2 separate regions of the Mus musculus genome follow, and region 1 is linked to region 2. Evidence: chromatin loops called from intact Hi-C (ENCODE). Cell type or tissue: left cerebral cortex. All regions are shown on one strand.

What was found. A loop is a pair of places that touch in the nucleus more often than their neighbours do. Peaks named below come from ENCODE experiments on the same cell type or tissue, not always from the same donor. Only the 100,000 strongest peaks of a DNase experiment are listed, where the experiment ranks them.
Region 1: a loop joins it to region 2, with 4 times the contacts of the local background. A loop is called at or near these places in 33 of 42 quality-filtered maps.

Annotation. Positions count from the first base shown.
Region 1 is chr15:55,103,570-55,111,569 of GRCm38, reverse strand. Gm9920 (predicted gene 9920) reads left to right here. Exons shown (of 5, transcript NR_045093.1): 3 at 354-450; 4 at 2,593-2,657. Among named protein-coding and RNA genes, the nearest start is that of Deptor, 4.7 kb to the left of the region's middle. In left cerebral cortex, a CTCF peak has its summit at 4,842 (motif pointing left); a DNase peak (open chromatin) is centred at 4,840.
Region 2 is chr15:55,552,606-55,560,605 of GRCm38, reverse strand. Mrpl13 (mitochondrial ribosomal protein L13) reads left to right here and starts at 3,294. Exons shown (of 7, transcript NM_026759.3): 1 at 3,294-3,348; 2 at 5,163-5,286. The coding sequence starts at 3,322. Mtbp (Mdm2, transformed 3T3 cell double minute p53 binding protein) reads right to left here and starts at 3,198. Exons shown (of 22, transcript NM_134092.3): 1 at 2,869-3,198; 2 at 2,025-2,105. The coding sequence starts at 2,986. In left cerebral cortex, no CTCF peak of the experiment used is centred here; DNase peaks (open chromatin) are centred at 3,045 and 3,242; H3K4me3 peaks cover 1,779 bases; H3K27ac peaks cover 850 bases.

The DNA of each region.
Region 1 (8,000 bases), 450 kb after region 2:
AGCAAGCAATACAATAAACCGTTAGAAGAGCAGGTTAGGGGCTGGAGAGATGGCTCAGCTGTTAAGAGCACTGACTCACTCCTCTTCCAGGTGTCCTGAGTTCAAATCCCAGTAACCACATGGTGGCTCACAACCATCTGTAATGGGATTTGATACCCTCTTCTGGTGTGTCTGAAGACAGCCACATCGACAGTGTACTCACACATATAAAATAAATAAATCTTTAAAAGAAGAAGAGGAGGAGGGGGGGGTGAGGAGGAGGAGGAGAAAGAGGAGGAGGTTAAACATATTTGAATGGCCGAGCTGGTCTACCATGTTCATTAAAAGTCATCACTGTGTCTCTTCGTTTTTAGTTTGTAAACTTCAACATAGCTTGACTGGGAAGTCATGGCTTCCGCGGCCATACACATTTGTTGAAGTATCTTTGGATTTGCCTTTTGGAAGATACAGGTACTTGTGTCTACGATAACTGTCACAATCTTCAGGAAGTGTCAGTATATAACAAAACATATGCTGCTGTGAATGTTACTTGACATTCCTGAAGACTAGGCTCTGAACCTGCTAGGGTCACAAAAGTAGAGCATTTAGTACTTTGCAAGGTCCATTCTCTGGTAAACAAAACTATTGTTTGGGGTAGAATCTTGCTGTGTAGCCCAGGATAGCATCAAACCCTTGATCCCCCTGCCTCAGTCTCCAAAGTGCTGGAATTATAAGACCTGAACACCATGCTCTGTTCTATTTTTTCCTCCAAAGGTAAATTTTTTCCTCAAAGGTAAATATTTTAAAAGATGCACCAATGGAGAGAGGTTTCAGTTCAAAGTATTCTAAGAGCCCCATAGCATAAACATTAAGTGACAGAGGGAGATGGCCTAGACTTAATGAGGGTAACAGCTGTCTGTCTGTCTGTTTGTTTTTGCTTGGTTTGTCAAGGTAAGGTTTCTCTGTGCAGCCTGGCTGGCCTGGAACTCACTCTGGAGATCAGGCTGACCTAAAACTCAGAGGGCTGCCTGCCTCTGCCTCCAGAGTGGTAGGATTAAAGGCGTGCGCCACTATGCCCAGCTGCTGGTTCTCAGGTTTTAAATCTTATACTTACTATACAGAATATTGAGATTTGTTTCATTCACCCATGCAATCTTGGTCCTCGCCGACCATTGTCCAAGTTTATAATTTTATGTCAGTCACTAAAGCTCTTTGAATTTCAATTTTCTATTGATAAGACGAAAAGTAATTTTTACTTTCTAGGGATGGTCTGTGACATTCATGAAATAACAGTTCAATAAATAAAGTTTTGAAGATACATTTTAATAACAAAATTGTGTACATCTGTAATTTTAAAAAAATTACTGCAATGTAAGGCTAAAAAAAAAATTCAAGTTAGGGAAATGCCTGACCTGAAAGGGAAAATAACTTTTAATTTTATCTTCGGTTTTAGCTTTTTGAAACAGAACATCTCATGTAGCCAAAGCTGGCCTCAAACTCCTGATTCTCTTGCCTCCACGTTCCAAAGGCTGTTGGGCCAGCCCGGCCTACATGAACTGGGTACTCCTGGAAGGCAGGCTGGGGCTGAAAGAGAGACTAGATGGCGAGAGAAATAATGAAGCCAAGACAAACAAATTTTCTCTGATCAAGGCCTGAGAGTTTACTAAGAAACTGTGTTTAAAAGGGGGAGGGCCCCCCGAGTCCATCCTTGGTGCTTTGTTGCCATGCTGTCAGCACTTGGTCACCAGGCTGTTGCTTGTTCAGGAACATCTCAGGAAGACAGGTTCAGTCTCTCAGCAGGTAGCAGCATCTCAGAGAAGAGCAGGGCTGTTGTCACATCAAAAGAAAACAGCCAAGTCGAAAAGCTGCATCACAGGTGGCCCCACCTCAGTGGTGACAAGGGCTGCACCAGACCGCTTCAGGCTGGGGGAAGCTACAGTTACAGATTAAACCTTAGGCTTACATGTGATACAGGGATCACACCATACTGCATTGCTTAAGTCACTCTTCTAGCAGACATATGGGGGAAACTGCTTGCTAAGGACACATAGGCATCCATGGCCATGACTGTCCTGGAACAACTGGGCTTCAAGAAACTACGAGTGTGGATGATGACAGAAAACAGGAAGGCATTGTTATGGCAATTAATCCCACACCAAGATTTCAGAAGAGCTGAAAATCTTGACAGACTTCCACATTGCAAGCCAGTTATCTTCTCAGAGGAAATTTTCTATTCTCAGAGGGAAAGGCTATATAGCGTCAGTCCCATTAGTTATTGAGTGGATTAAATGAAATTTCACAAATCCTTACAGGTGGAAACTAGTAGAAGTGAAGGCACCTTTCCCAGCAATGCTGGCTCACTCCTGCATCTTATGGTACTTTAGAGGCTAGTATCAAAGTCTGGATGAAGACGGTCTGGGTGTGTGTCTGCATTTCCAGGTGCTCAAAGTGTTCCGTTTTGATGAAATACAAGACAAATTACATCAAAAAGGCATGCTTAACATATGCTCAAGCCTTATAGGAGTCAAGAGAGAAAAATACTCTGTAAAATTGCTGTTGAGTGTTTCTATTTGGATTCTCAGTAACAAACAGTATGTCTCCTCCTTCATTTAGGTTCCTGGCCACTCCCTAGTCAATCATATTTTGAGCAGTGCTGGTGCAATGAGCTCTTCCTGAAGGTTAGTCACAAAGTGAAAAGATGAACTTAATTACTAATTACTTAATTACTAATTACTTAATTACTAAAAAAGTGAAAGTATAGTATCAGCCACAAAGCTTAATGATAGGGTAGGTGTTATCTGGGATGGGTACCACACATCCAGACCGAAGCATTTGGAAGATGGAAGAAAGGTCAGTCAGTATTTGTGGTGGTTTGAATACGGTTGGCCCAGGAAGTGGAACTATTAGGAGATGTGGCCTTGTTTGAGTAGGTGTGGCCTTGTTGGAGGGAGTGTGTCACTGTGAAGGTGAGCTTTGAGACCCTCCTACTAGCTGGCTGGACACAGTCTGCTCCTGTCTTCCTTTGAATGAAGATATAGAACTCTTAGCTCTTCCAGTCCCATGTCTGCCTGGATGCTGCCATGCTTCCTGCCATGATGATAATGGACAGGACCTCTGAAACTATAAGCCAGCCCCAGTTAAGAGTTGTCCCTTATAAGAGTTGCCTTGGTCGTGGTGTCTCTTCACAGCAGTGGAAACTGAAACTAAGATAGTATACAAGGTCAACCTTAGCTATATAGCAAATTCAGTAGGTTAGCTTGAAACACATCATATCCTACCTCAAAACCAAACTGACCAAAACTATTGCTGTTGATTCTAAGAGTCTGTCTCATTTCTGCTTGATCTTAACAAAAACTCCTTCTGTCTGTCTGTCATCTTCCTAGGCTCTACTTCTTGAGTTGTACTCACCTAGGAATATATATTTTCTTGAAAAAAAATGTTTCATACCAGTTGGTGCTGGCTCATACCTTTCATCCCAGCATTCCTACTTGGGAGGCAGAGACAGGTGGATCTCTGTGAATCTGAGAACACCTTGGCTTACCGATTGAGTTCCAAGACAGCCAGGGCTACACAGAAATACTCTGTTTAAAAACCAAAAATAAAATAAAAAGATAAAATAAATTTCCTTATATTTTAGTGGATATGTGCACATGAAACTTGCTGGAGTCAGTTCCTTCTACCATGCTGGTTCTGGGACTGATCACAGGTTCTCAGCCTTGGCGTCCAGTTCATTTATCCCCTCCTCACACCCTTGAATTATATCATCTTATAAAAGAGTTATACTGTTCTCAAACTTTAATGGATTCCTGATTCTTCAGCCATTATACTTGTTGTTGGTTGGTTTTGTGAATGGAAGGAGCTGATGGTTTAGACTATCCTGTCCGACAGGTAGTGGTGGCACATGCCTTTAAACCCAGCACTTGGGAGGCAGAGGCAGGTGGATTTTTGAGTTCGAGGCCTGCCTGGTCTACAGAGTGAGTTCCAGGACAGCCAGGGCTACACAGAGAAACCCTGTCTTGAAAAACAAAGAGAGAGAGAGAGAGAGAGAGAGAGAGAGAGAGAGAGAGAGAGAGAGAGAGAGAGAATATCCTGTCCAATGCAGAGGACCAGGTATATGCATGCTGCCTCAGTTTCCATGAGTTCATATGATCTTCACTCCTATTGCTTTAGTGATTCTTGTTCTCTTGGTGTCCTCCATCCCCTTTGGCTCTAATACTCTTTCTGCCTTCTCTTCTTGAGGGTTCCCAGAGCTCTGAAGGGAAGGATTTGACGGAAACATCCTATTTAGGGTTGTGTGTTATTCCCTTTTTTTTTTTTTTTTGGTGTTTTTGAGACAGGGTTTCTCTGTGTAGCCCTGGCTGTCCTGGAACTCACTCTGTAGACCAGGCTGACCTCGAACTCAGAAATCTGCCTGCCTCTGCCTCCCCAGTGCTGGGATTTTGTGTTATTGCTATCCAAATATTTTTGTGGCTTAGAATTGTCAAGAGGGGACTAGTCTTTAACAAAATCATTGTAAGGTATCTCAGGAGTGTATCTCAGTCACAGAGCACTTGCCTAACATGGCTAAGGACTTGGGTTTTATCCCTGGCCCTGTCAAAAACAGACTAGCAAAACAAGCTCCTACGTGAGACCTGAAAACTATGCTTGATAACAAACAAACAAACAAATGACAAGAGATAAAAGCTAACTGGAACGATAGTGAGACATAAGACACTCGGGACTTCATAATTCACACCCACTTTAATATTGTAATGTGTTGCTTTCGTGGTTTTGTAAGAACACATTAGAAAAGAAGCTGTTGGCTCCAGTTCAGCTCTCCTTACCGCTCCACATCATTTAACATATTGGTATGTGCTGCCATCTGCTGATTACTTTTGCAATGACACTAAACAATGTGGAGAAATGGCTGCTTCCCAGAGGTTCCTGGGCATGTTTACAGTCTATCACATTTATTGGGGGTGATACTGGCTTTTAATGACCCAGTACTAGGTATGCTATTTATCACATTTCCTTAGGACAATAACTCTCAAAGACTTGAATTATCTGAAATCTCAACTGTCTTTCTTAGGAGATAGGTTTTGAGAAATTTTAACATAATACAGAATGGTCAGGAATGGGATTATTATGTGTACTGACAAAGAACTGTACCTTGAACTGTTCCAGTCTTAATCAGCAAAGGTTTGCCATTTGGGATAAATGACTGTTTGCTATTTGCATATGGTGGCTGTAGCATGCACCAAGATTACAGCTATGTTAAAGAGTGTGTGTGTGTGTGTGTGTGTGTGTGTGTGTGTGTGTGTCTGGTGTGTCATTTGATTTACTTATTGGGATTTCTATTTTACATTTATTTATTTACTTTGTGTGTGTGTGTGTGTGTTTATGCGCATGTGTAAAAGTGACTTTTTTGTTGTTTTTTTAATTTTTAAAAAGATTTATTTATTTATGACTACAATGTAGCTGTCTTCAGGCATAACAGAAGAGGGCTTCAGATCCCATTACAGATGGTTGTGAGCCAACATGTGGTTGCTGGGAACGCTGGACCTCTCAATGAGCAGTGAGTACTTTTAACCGCTGAGCCATCTCACCAGCCCTAAAAGTCCCTTTTTTTTGCCTGATATAATTGTTGTCTCAGAGGCTTACTGCTGAATAAACCTACCCTTTCTAGTTCTTTTTGAACTCTGGCTGGCTGACAGAACTCAGCAATTCTGGCTCAAACTCTTCTCCAAGGTGACTGATTCAATATTGTAGCCTCCAGCAGCCACAGGTTACTGGGTTCCTGAAAGGAAAGTTGGGGTTGGATGGGAAAAGTGGCAAGAGAAATAATGAACAAAGACAAAGTTCTCTGATCAAGGCCCAAAGTTTACTTTTTGAGTCTGAACTTAAAAAGGGGGGGGGGGGGGAGCCCATCCCCCACCATGCCAGGATCTTCATTGCTTTGTCAGGATCCTGTCAGGAAAACAGGTTCAGCCTCTCAGCAGGTAGTGGCATCGAGGAAACTGCAGATGTGGCAGGACAATAGATTTTACCTAGGTTGGAAGACTCCACCCTAGGTGGGCTAACCTGCTGTGGCATAAACAAGGTCTAAATCAGCCAGCTCAAGGCTGAGCGAGGGCACACAATATGGCTTCTCTGTGACTTCTCATTAAATTGTTCTGCTTGGCCTTAAACTAACTCTGGCCATTTGTTCTAATCTTCTGGTTCCTTCTTATTCTCTGGCTTCAACTGCCTCTGCTGACCTGCACTGAATTGCATGGGCTAATGAACGAACTCAACTCTACTGCACGGCACTCACCGCACGGCACTCACCGCACTGACTCCTGACTGACTGACTCACCCTCTGTCCCTGCGCTGCTCTGAAGTAGCCTTTCTTTCCTGTGCCGTTCGCATGAGAGTTGGCTGTATCCAATCTCTGACTCCTTCTGTCAAATCTTTCTCTGAATTGTCACTTTGTCTGCTCCTTAGTTATACTATCAAACATGGCTGCTTCCTTCTACCGACTAAATTTACCTTAAACATGTGTACTAAGGGCATGTCAATAGAGGTAGGTTGGGAGGTGAGACTCTTGTGACTGTAGAGGCAATGCTGGCCGTTTCTCAGCTACACTGCCACTCCAGAGGGCAGGTTCCCTATGTAGATGCTTTTGTAGGCCAGTCCTGTGCTTGGTGTGCATTCCTGCATCTTCACTGAATCCCTCTGATTGCAGATGTTATTGTTTCCAGCCTCTAGCTGCTGAGGACTGTCCCCTCAGATATGGGGATGTGATGGCCACATCTAACAGGAATGGAGCTATGTAAGCACCACAAATGATACCGTGTTCTGCTTATACTAGCCTTTGCTTGCCCCTCTGCCTCTCTCTCTCTCTCTCTCTCTCTCTCTCTCTCTCTCTATATATATATATATATATATATATATATATATATATATATATATATATATTATGTATACAGTGTTCTATCTACATGTACACCTGCAGGCCAGAAGAGAGCACCAGATCTTATTATATATAGATGGTTGTGAGCCACCATGTGGTTACTAGGAATTGAGCTGAGAACCCCTGGAAGAACAGTCAGTGCTCTTAACCTCTGGGCCATTTCTCCAGCTCAGCCTTTGCTTTGTTGTCATGGGATGAAAAGAGGCACCTCAAAGGCAGGGATATCCCAAGATCCAGGGCTGCCTGGACTCAGTGGGTTCAAGTCAGCTCTATGGTAAAAACCCTTTCTGAGTGTTCTGGACAGGGACTTTTCTGTGGCCGCTAAGTTACTCTGTAGATAAGGCTGCTGAGCATGGTGTGTGTGTGTGTGTGTGTGTGTGTGTGTGTGTGTGTGTGTGTGTGTGTGTGTGATTCCTCTGGCCTCAGGCTCTGAGTGCTGGGATTACAGATGTGAGCCATGCTGCCCAGCTAATCAGGGTCTCTTACTGCCTAGTGTATGACAGTTCTCCCCCTGTTTCTTCTCAGTCCATTACATTATAAGCGAGCCCAGCATCCTCATTCTTCTTCATCCGAATTCAAGGCCCAGAAAAATGCACTTAGACATCGTTAAATGCATATTAAAGCTTGCTCTCCAAGTGGAAAATAGATTCAATTAAGAAGTTGGATTCCTTTTGTTACATTCCTTTTGGCTGTAAAACCCAAAGGTCGTAAGAGGAAGAACAATTTATTACAGGTGCAAGGACACAAGATGAAATATTGACTGAGATTATCTATATAAAACATCAATGCTAACTTGGACCTAAGAATTATAACTTTAGACTCTCAATGGACCTGTGGAGTTAGTGACAGATGAAGTTGTTGGAGTAGGTGTGTCACTGTGGGTGTGGGCTTAAGACCCTCACCCTAGCTGCCTAGGAGTCAGTATTCTGCTAGCAGCCTTCAGACGAAGATGTAGAACTCTCAACTCCTCCTCACCATGCCTGCCTGGATGTTGCCATGCTCCTGCCTTGATGGTAATGGACTGAACCTCTGAACCTGTAAGCCAAGTAAATGTTTCCTTATAAGAGTTGTCTTGGTCATGGTGTCTGTC
Region 2 (8,000 bases):
ACGCAAACCATTGCCAGGAAAAAAAAAAAGGTACCATGCAGTGACTGATCGTGACACTACTTTCACAGTGTGCTAACTAGTCACTGAACATCTTACCATTCAATTTTATGCAGAGAAAGCAAAATATCTAAATTTTGTTTCTTCCTGGTCTTCTGATGTAAACTCATTGTAGTAATTTTTTCCAATAGATAACCAGAAAAGGCATTTGCTGAGAAAGATGAAGAATAGCAAGAAAACAAAGTTATGGGTGCTAAAGTGCTTTTCAAACCTATATAAATAGAGTTCTAGGTTAGTTACTGTGACAAACATGCTAAAACCGGTAACGATGTCTGTCCCAGGGAAAATGGTGCTAGCAAGAAACAGTCAAATTAAAGGAATGCATGGATAGTTCGCAAGACTGACAGCCCAAAGAAAAAACACTAGAAGCTGATAGAACTAGAGTACAAGTCGCCAAAGCACAGAAACGATGCTAAATCTGTATAAGTTCTATGATGGCAAAGTAGAACTTGATGCCCGACTGTTTTCAGCAGATTTAACAAAGAAACAAAATACTTCAATTGCACTGTGTCTCATGTTATAACCTACAGAACACACAGTAAATATTATCTTTACTATTTCTTTCACTGTCTTACATATTTAAAACAATCAGTGTTTTAAATTCTTTTTAGTTGCATTGTGTGTGTGTGTGTGTGTGTGTGTGTGTGTGTGTGTAGACACCTATGTGTCACACTCTGTGTGGAGATCAGATAGATGACTTGCAGGCGCTGCACTTCTCCTTCAGTATAGGTCCTGGGGAATGAACTCAGGTCATCAGCCTTGAGAGCAAGCAACCCCACCCACTGAGCCATTAAAAACCAACAAGAGTTTTTAATTAGCTTTGATAGGAATGTTACAGGTCATGGAACAATTCTACTGTCTAATTGATTATTGAACTGGGATGGTCTTGCATGCCTTCAGTACACATCACTTGCAGAGTTCTGCATTACTGTACAAAAGGGGTGTCTTATAAGAAACCCTGTCCTTCCAAGCAGAGTGAATACTTTCATGAGAACCCAGTCTAGAATGTTTTAAAGAATTCGCTAAACTTTACCAACTTCAGAAATTAATAAGAGTACCATTAGAACGTGGACAACAGGCTAGTACAGTGCCTACATACTGGAAATCAATCCTTAGTGGTGAGAGCTGCCCCCGAGACTAGAGGTTCTCCAATAAGGAAGGGAGCCGATTATAACAGAATCATGAGAGCTGCAGCTCTCAAAAGGAGGCTATTTTTTCCTGCCAACTATAGACACTTCCTTCAGCTTGTAGGATCTGATCTGTCTCCATATTCATATTTTCTGGGCCTTAAAGGATATTATCAGATGGAGAAGTAAAAGAGAAGAAAATTATCAAATACATTTACAAATAGATATATTTGTAAAGTACCAATAGAACTAAAAGTAGGGAAGATTTCTTGCCCCCCCCCCAAAAAAAAAAGTAGTGAGAACTTCAGAAAGTCAAAGCAGATGACTCAAAGCTGTTTTTGCTTTAAGAGAATCAGTAAAATAGACAGGAAAACAACACCCACATGTGGTAAAGAAGGCAGAGTGGGAGCTGTAACGGGTTGTCTTTACTCAAGACAAGAACCCTTCCACAAGCAGGGCAGTGGTGGCACATGCCTTTAATCCCAGCACTTGGGAAGACAGAAGCAGGCAGATCTCTGTGAGTTCAAGGCCAGGCCGGTCTACAGATAAAGAGTTCCAGGAGAGCAAGGGTTATATGGAAGCAAAACTCTCACAATGGGAACCCAGAATAACTTTTATAAAAACTTACAACATTCAAATATCAGGAAGGAATAGTAATGTAGTTGAGGTTTTCTTTAAGATACCCCCATAGCCCTGTGCCTCTCAAGTCAACAAGTCTTTCTTGTACTCCTAGGTTATCAAACTGACTGATTTCCAAAAAAATGCTGTGTCAGACTTTGGGGGTGGGGGGTGGTGGTGGATAGGAGAGGAATTTCATTACCATTACACTTCTGTACTTACCAGGGAATGTACTGTCATCTGGATGGATTGAATCGCTGATGCTTCTCTTCAAGAGGTGATAAATATTGGTTGCGGTCAAATCTATAAAAATAAAGACCTGACTCAGTCATCTAACTCAAGAGTTAACATAATCTAGGGCCTGTTTCCATTTCACTATCAGAGGATCTGAAGGCCAGTAAGTTGTAGACAGAATACATGTTGACCAAGTCTATTCAAGTGCTGACACCGCAGAGAAAACAGCCAAGTCTCCTCATTTGTATATGCTAATCAGTAACAAGAAATCAAAACTTCCTTCCAAAAGAAGTATATACGAACTATATACATTTCTTCCTAAAAATGTCTGCTTAATCAAAACAAGGAAAACGTAATATTGAGATTAGTCAAGTACGCCAAAAAAGCAATGCAGCTAAAATCTTTTAAAGCTGGTCATTTCTCTTTTTTTAGTGTGGAATGTTTCCTTCATAGAATGTAAAACTCAGATCTGCAGAACCTATCATTTCTTTCTGTGCTTTCTTCAAGGTGGTAGGAACGCCAAGGGACACTTCTTTCTGCAAGCATACCTTCCCTAAAAGCAAAAATTCGATGACTATGCCACCAGAAGATTCAACCAGGCAAATATTCAGTTCACCAAGCACTTGGGACACTGGCATCTAATACCCACAACTTTATATCTTTTCCATTGACATACTACTGCTCAGTTCTTATAGAAACTACTTCAGAGAGTTAGTTGCACGTTCCCGGGACCATTCGACCTATGCGCCTCCCTCCGGGATTTCATCAGAAACTCAAATCCTTCGCTTCCCCGCCGCCGGTCGTTCCCGCCTCTTCTCCGCCCAGAGCTTACCGGGCTGTTTGTCGGTGCTCTCCAGGGATGTCGCCTCAGTGCCAGGCTCGATCTCCCCACCCGCCACGGATCGAAACTTCCCTTCCCTCCAGGTGACCAGCAGCAAGTACCGATCCATCCTCTTCGCGCCCGGACTCAGTGTTAGGTCTCAAAAGAGCCGCGCGCAACGTGCACTTCCGGTTTCCTGCCGCTCAGGTTGGCTGCAAAATAATGTCCTACGTCGGTTTTCCCGCCAATTATTGTGGGAAATTATTCTCTCAGGAGCCACACTCTCTGCTCCTCTCATAACGAAACCGCTACCGGCGGGGACCCGAGTGTGGCGGGGAAGCAGATGAGCGCACGCGACGGCAGTAGGAACCTTCATGCTCGGGTGTCTGTGTTTCCCGCCGGACCCGTGGTGCTGGTTCCCCGGCGGGGCGGGTGCAAAGTAAAGGACGCCGCGGGTCGGAGAGCATGTCCAGCTTCTCTAGGGCGCCCCAGGTGAGTTTGCGCGTTTCGGGCAGGATAGTGTGCTCAGTACGCTGGCGAAAATGAAGAGCAGTGTTCACAGGGATTTAGTGCAGAAGCTGAGCTTTCAGGGAAGCTGACACCCGTACCCAAGAAATGCTTTAGGAGTCACTTACCAGAGGGTTGTGAGTCTGCCTACCACTTGATATCTTTGTTTTGGCTCCTTTCTCTCCTCAGTCTGCCCCTTTCGTGTCTTTTGTTCCTTGCGGAAAGAGAGCTAAAGTGAAATAATAGGTTGAATGACGTGGGGCAGTAAAAACCACTAAAAGATGTTTATTTTTGTTTAGTACAGTAGGGGAGGGGGAAGGGAAGGTGTGGAGCTGTAGCTGATGTAGCGTAGCATGCCTGGGTTCCATCCCCAACACCGCATAAACCTGGAATTATGGTGCACGCATGTTATCCTAGCACTTGGGAGGTGGAGGGAGAAAGATCCGAAGTTCAAGGCCAGCCTTCTCCGATACTTAGTGAGCTTGAAGTCAAGCCTGCGCTGCTTAAGACTGTTTATAAAGAATGAAGACCTGTTGTAGAGTTTTGACCTAGAAGTCTTAGGCATCAGAAGGATCAAGCAAGCACTCAAGCCGCCAGGTGGAAGATAAACTGTTCACAGATGGGAGATCTTTGAAGGGCTAAAGGGAGAATTCAGTTAGAATTCTATTTTAGTGTACCACACAAAATACTCATTTTACAAGTCAGGCTGAAACATTGGAGTTCTAAGAAGTCCACAATATATATTAAAGATTTGAATGTGGGTGTAAAGAGAAACAAGAATAACTTTTAAGAATTCTGGTTTGGGCAACCGGAAGGCTGACTCATAGGGAATACTGAAACTGAAGCAGATTCTAGATAGAAGAGAAAGAATTAGTTTCTGATATGTTAATCCAAGACAACTCCTAGCCTAACACTACTTGAAGTACATTTCCTTTAAATGTAGTTGTTACCTGTCTATAATCAGGTAAATAACAGATGTGAATATTTAAAACTTTGACAGCAAGTTGACATGTGGCAGTATTTCTATTATTTATCAAGCTTTTTTAAAGTATTAGTTCACATGGAATGTGGTAAACTTGTCTTTTGCGTATGCATAGGCTAGTTTAAAATTTAGGATAACTAATATGAAACCACAAGCTTATAAGTGTATTTTTCTAGCATATAATCCTTGTGTATATGCATATGAAAGTACCTGGACAAGATCTTTCTGGAATAGAGATAATTTCCTTAGTTTGGAGGCATTGAAGACAGTGATTTTATCAGATGACCTAAAGATGTCTTGGAAGACAGGCCTGTAATACCAGCTATTCTAGAGAATGAAGTGGGGATAGTTGTAATTTCAAGCCTTTGGCGGGTACAGGGTGAACTCGAGGCTAAGCTGAGTAACTTGGTGAGACTCTTGTCTCAAAAGCATGAAAGGGGTTAGTGATGGGTCTCAGTGGTAGAGTGCTTGCCTGGTTTCTCAGTTCTCACACACACATAGACATACTGAATCTAAGCTATACTGCTCTGATTGCATAGTTGTGTTTAGCTCTCCTAGAACTGAGTTCTTGAATAATCTTCAGTTGGCAGTTGGCCACTCAGCTTTCTGTGTAACATGCCTTACTATCTTAATGCCATAACAAGAAAAGACCTCAGAACTGGTAATGGAAACAAATTACACACCCACACAAACTAGTGATAGTCTGTTTTTCAAAGTAATTGCTGGCATTAGTTATAGAATACCCATAATAGTGTATAGTAATGGTTTTAATTGTTTCCATTTTAACTAGAATTTTCTTATTCTCTTTATTTCCTAGCAATGGGCCACTTTTGCTCGAATGTGGTATCTCTTAGATGGCAAAATGCAGCCCCCTGGCAAACTTGCGGTTATAGCATCCAACAAACTGCAAGGATTAAATAAACCAGTGTACCATCAGCTGAGTAAGTACTGCCTTAGATCCGTCATGGGCAGCCGTGCTTTACAACTCCAGAATAGGAACTTCATGAGGTTTCACGGGACTGTGTTCAAGGGCTCCTTTCTGCGTGTATATAAAGATTCTCTATTCTATTCCTTCTGGAAGACCTCATCAGGTGCTAAACTGAATTTGATGGTGTGTGTGTGTTTTAAACAGTCCCATTTGATACTATTACTAAACAAAAACCCACCAGTAACCTTACTTGCACTCCAGTGCTGTCCTGATTTCCACTGTAAATTGAGTTTCCCTTCTTCCACTAGTCTCTTCTCATGACGACATGCCTTTGAGTGGAGAGGTTTTAATAGATGTTGCCTATTTTCTAAAATTTTTCCCCTGGGAAGGTAGAGCCAGCTTGATGTGATAAGTTGCCTTTCACTCTTGAATTGAAGATTTGTTTCTGTATGCTGTTTATAAAATAAACTTTTCATTCTAGAAGAGTTTTGCTTGTAGGCATTTCGACATGACCTTTTACTGAGGCATTTTCCTGTCATATCCAAATTTTCCTCACACTGAAATGTGGACACATCCTAGTGTGCAGTCTTTGGACCTCTTCTCATTCATTAAGTTGCTGATTTCTGCCTCAGATCTCTAAAACCTATGTGTATGATAATACTTCCATATGCCCGTCTCTGTTTTTGACCTGTATGCTGAACTCTGAACCTACTGTCTGCTCAGCATGTCCTCTTGGATATCCATTAGTCATCAGCCCAGTTAGAGACATTATACTCCTGGTTTTCCCTACCCAAACCAACTGGCCTTCTCAATTTTCCCCATCTTAATTCATAGTGTCTGTGTCCTTTCTGATGGTGTGGTTTGAAGTCTTCTCTACTTCTGTGTCCTGTGACTCTTCTTCTGTGTCCCTACACCCTGCCTAAACAGCATGCTGAATCTATAAACTAAAGAGCAGCGTTCCTGCGATCCGGCACCATCTCGCCACCCCTTCCTTCTGTACTTTTTTGGACTGCTGTTCTGTACACTATTTTGTTCATACATAGTTTCTGCACAGAAAACTTTAAGAAAAAAAAGGCTTAGTTATCGTTTTCCAAACAAAAGAATAAAACACAAAGTGGGCATGTCCCCTGCAGGACTCATTAATGGGGCTCCTGCACCTCCTAACATTATTCTCGCCTGCCCCTGAGCAATCCTCTGTGGCCTGCTGTTGTCTCCTTAATTGGCCTGAGAAGCACAGTTTTGCTTGGGTAGCTTTCACGCACCCTTCTCTGTCTGCATGTTCTTCCCCAGTCCTCGTTGGTTCTTTCCTTTGTGCCTTTTGTATTTCTGGCCAGTTATTTCTGTCCTGAAAAGGGCCTTTCTGGAGCCCTCTCTCCAGTTGCCCATTCATCCTTTACATTGCCATTTTTTTCTGAAACAGCATTTTAGGTATCACTTGGCATGAACCCACGTACTGTCTACTTTTCTTTGCTAAACTTTAAAAAAACAGGAATTCTAAGTACCTATGATAGTGTTCCACACACAGTTTAAATCTAAGAAATGTTTGCATTTATGAATACTAATTAAGTAGATGAAAAGAGGAAAGAAAAAAAAAAACCTTTCCAGCTAGTGCCTTGGCATTTGAGCTGCTAGAGTTTGAGTTTGAGATCTATGGAGCTATAGCAAGAAAAAACGTGTTTCGGATGATTGGATTTAGTTAAGAGCATGGCTTTATCGTTTTTCTCATTTGTTAATCCTGTTGCTCTTTCTTCTGTAATAAACTTTCAGTGGAGTATGAGCATAATCCATACTCTGAAGTCTGTGTGTAGAATATGAATGTAAGGATTCTGCCATGCTCGAGCACCCCCTGCAGTGTGTGGTCCAGGCCAATCACTCATTAGGAGTATCATGTACAGGACAGTTTTAAAGAGATGCTTCACAGATACAGGCACCTCTTGGTCTTCCTGGGAGATTGGTTCTATAGTCACTGTGACAACTGGATTACTAAATATTGCACAGCACGTCAAGAAGAAATGCATGTCACAACATTTCTATCCACTCAATATCTAACCTTGTTTTTGTGGGTTTCTGTAAGGATCTTAATACACGCGCATGCACGCACACACACACACACACACACACACACACACACACACACACACGCATGCATATTAATTCTTTAGCACTGAGCTCTTAACCCACAACATTATAACTCACTTGTGAAACTTACTTAATACACATTTATCTCTCCAAGCACATCACAACCTTCCTGTACTTGAGAATTACACAGCATTCTAGTACCAAAGTTGAGGGGCTCTTTAAAGACTGAAGGCACTTAAAAAAACAAAACAAAACAAGCACAGAGGCTACGACAGAAAATAACCTCCTTGGTGGCATTGCTTGCATTTGAGAGAGAACAAACAGCACATTGCTTTCTGTAGCCACCGCTGGCAATATGTGTATCTAACAGCTAAGGGAATTCACAAATATGAGCAATGAAATCAACTGAATTTTGAAAGAAAGAAGCAGCAGCATTTGTAATAAATGTAATAAACTTTTAAAAAAAAGTTGGCAGACCAAAAACATATACTTTCATAGAATTGCAAATTTATACAATTTTTTTATGACTTGAGGTATTTAACCTGCTTCAGAGGTAGGTAAAAATGCTGAGAGAAGAGTTTAGTGATATTCTCATTGCCCTTCAGCTCCCTCAAAGCAGAGCTGGGACTGGAATTTGGGGTCCTGCTT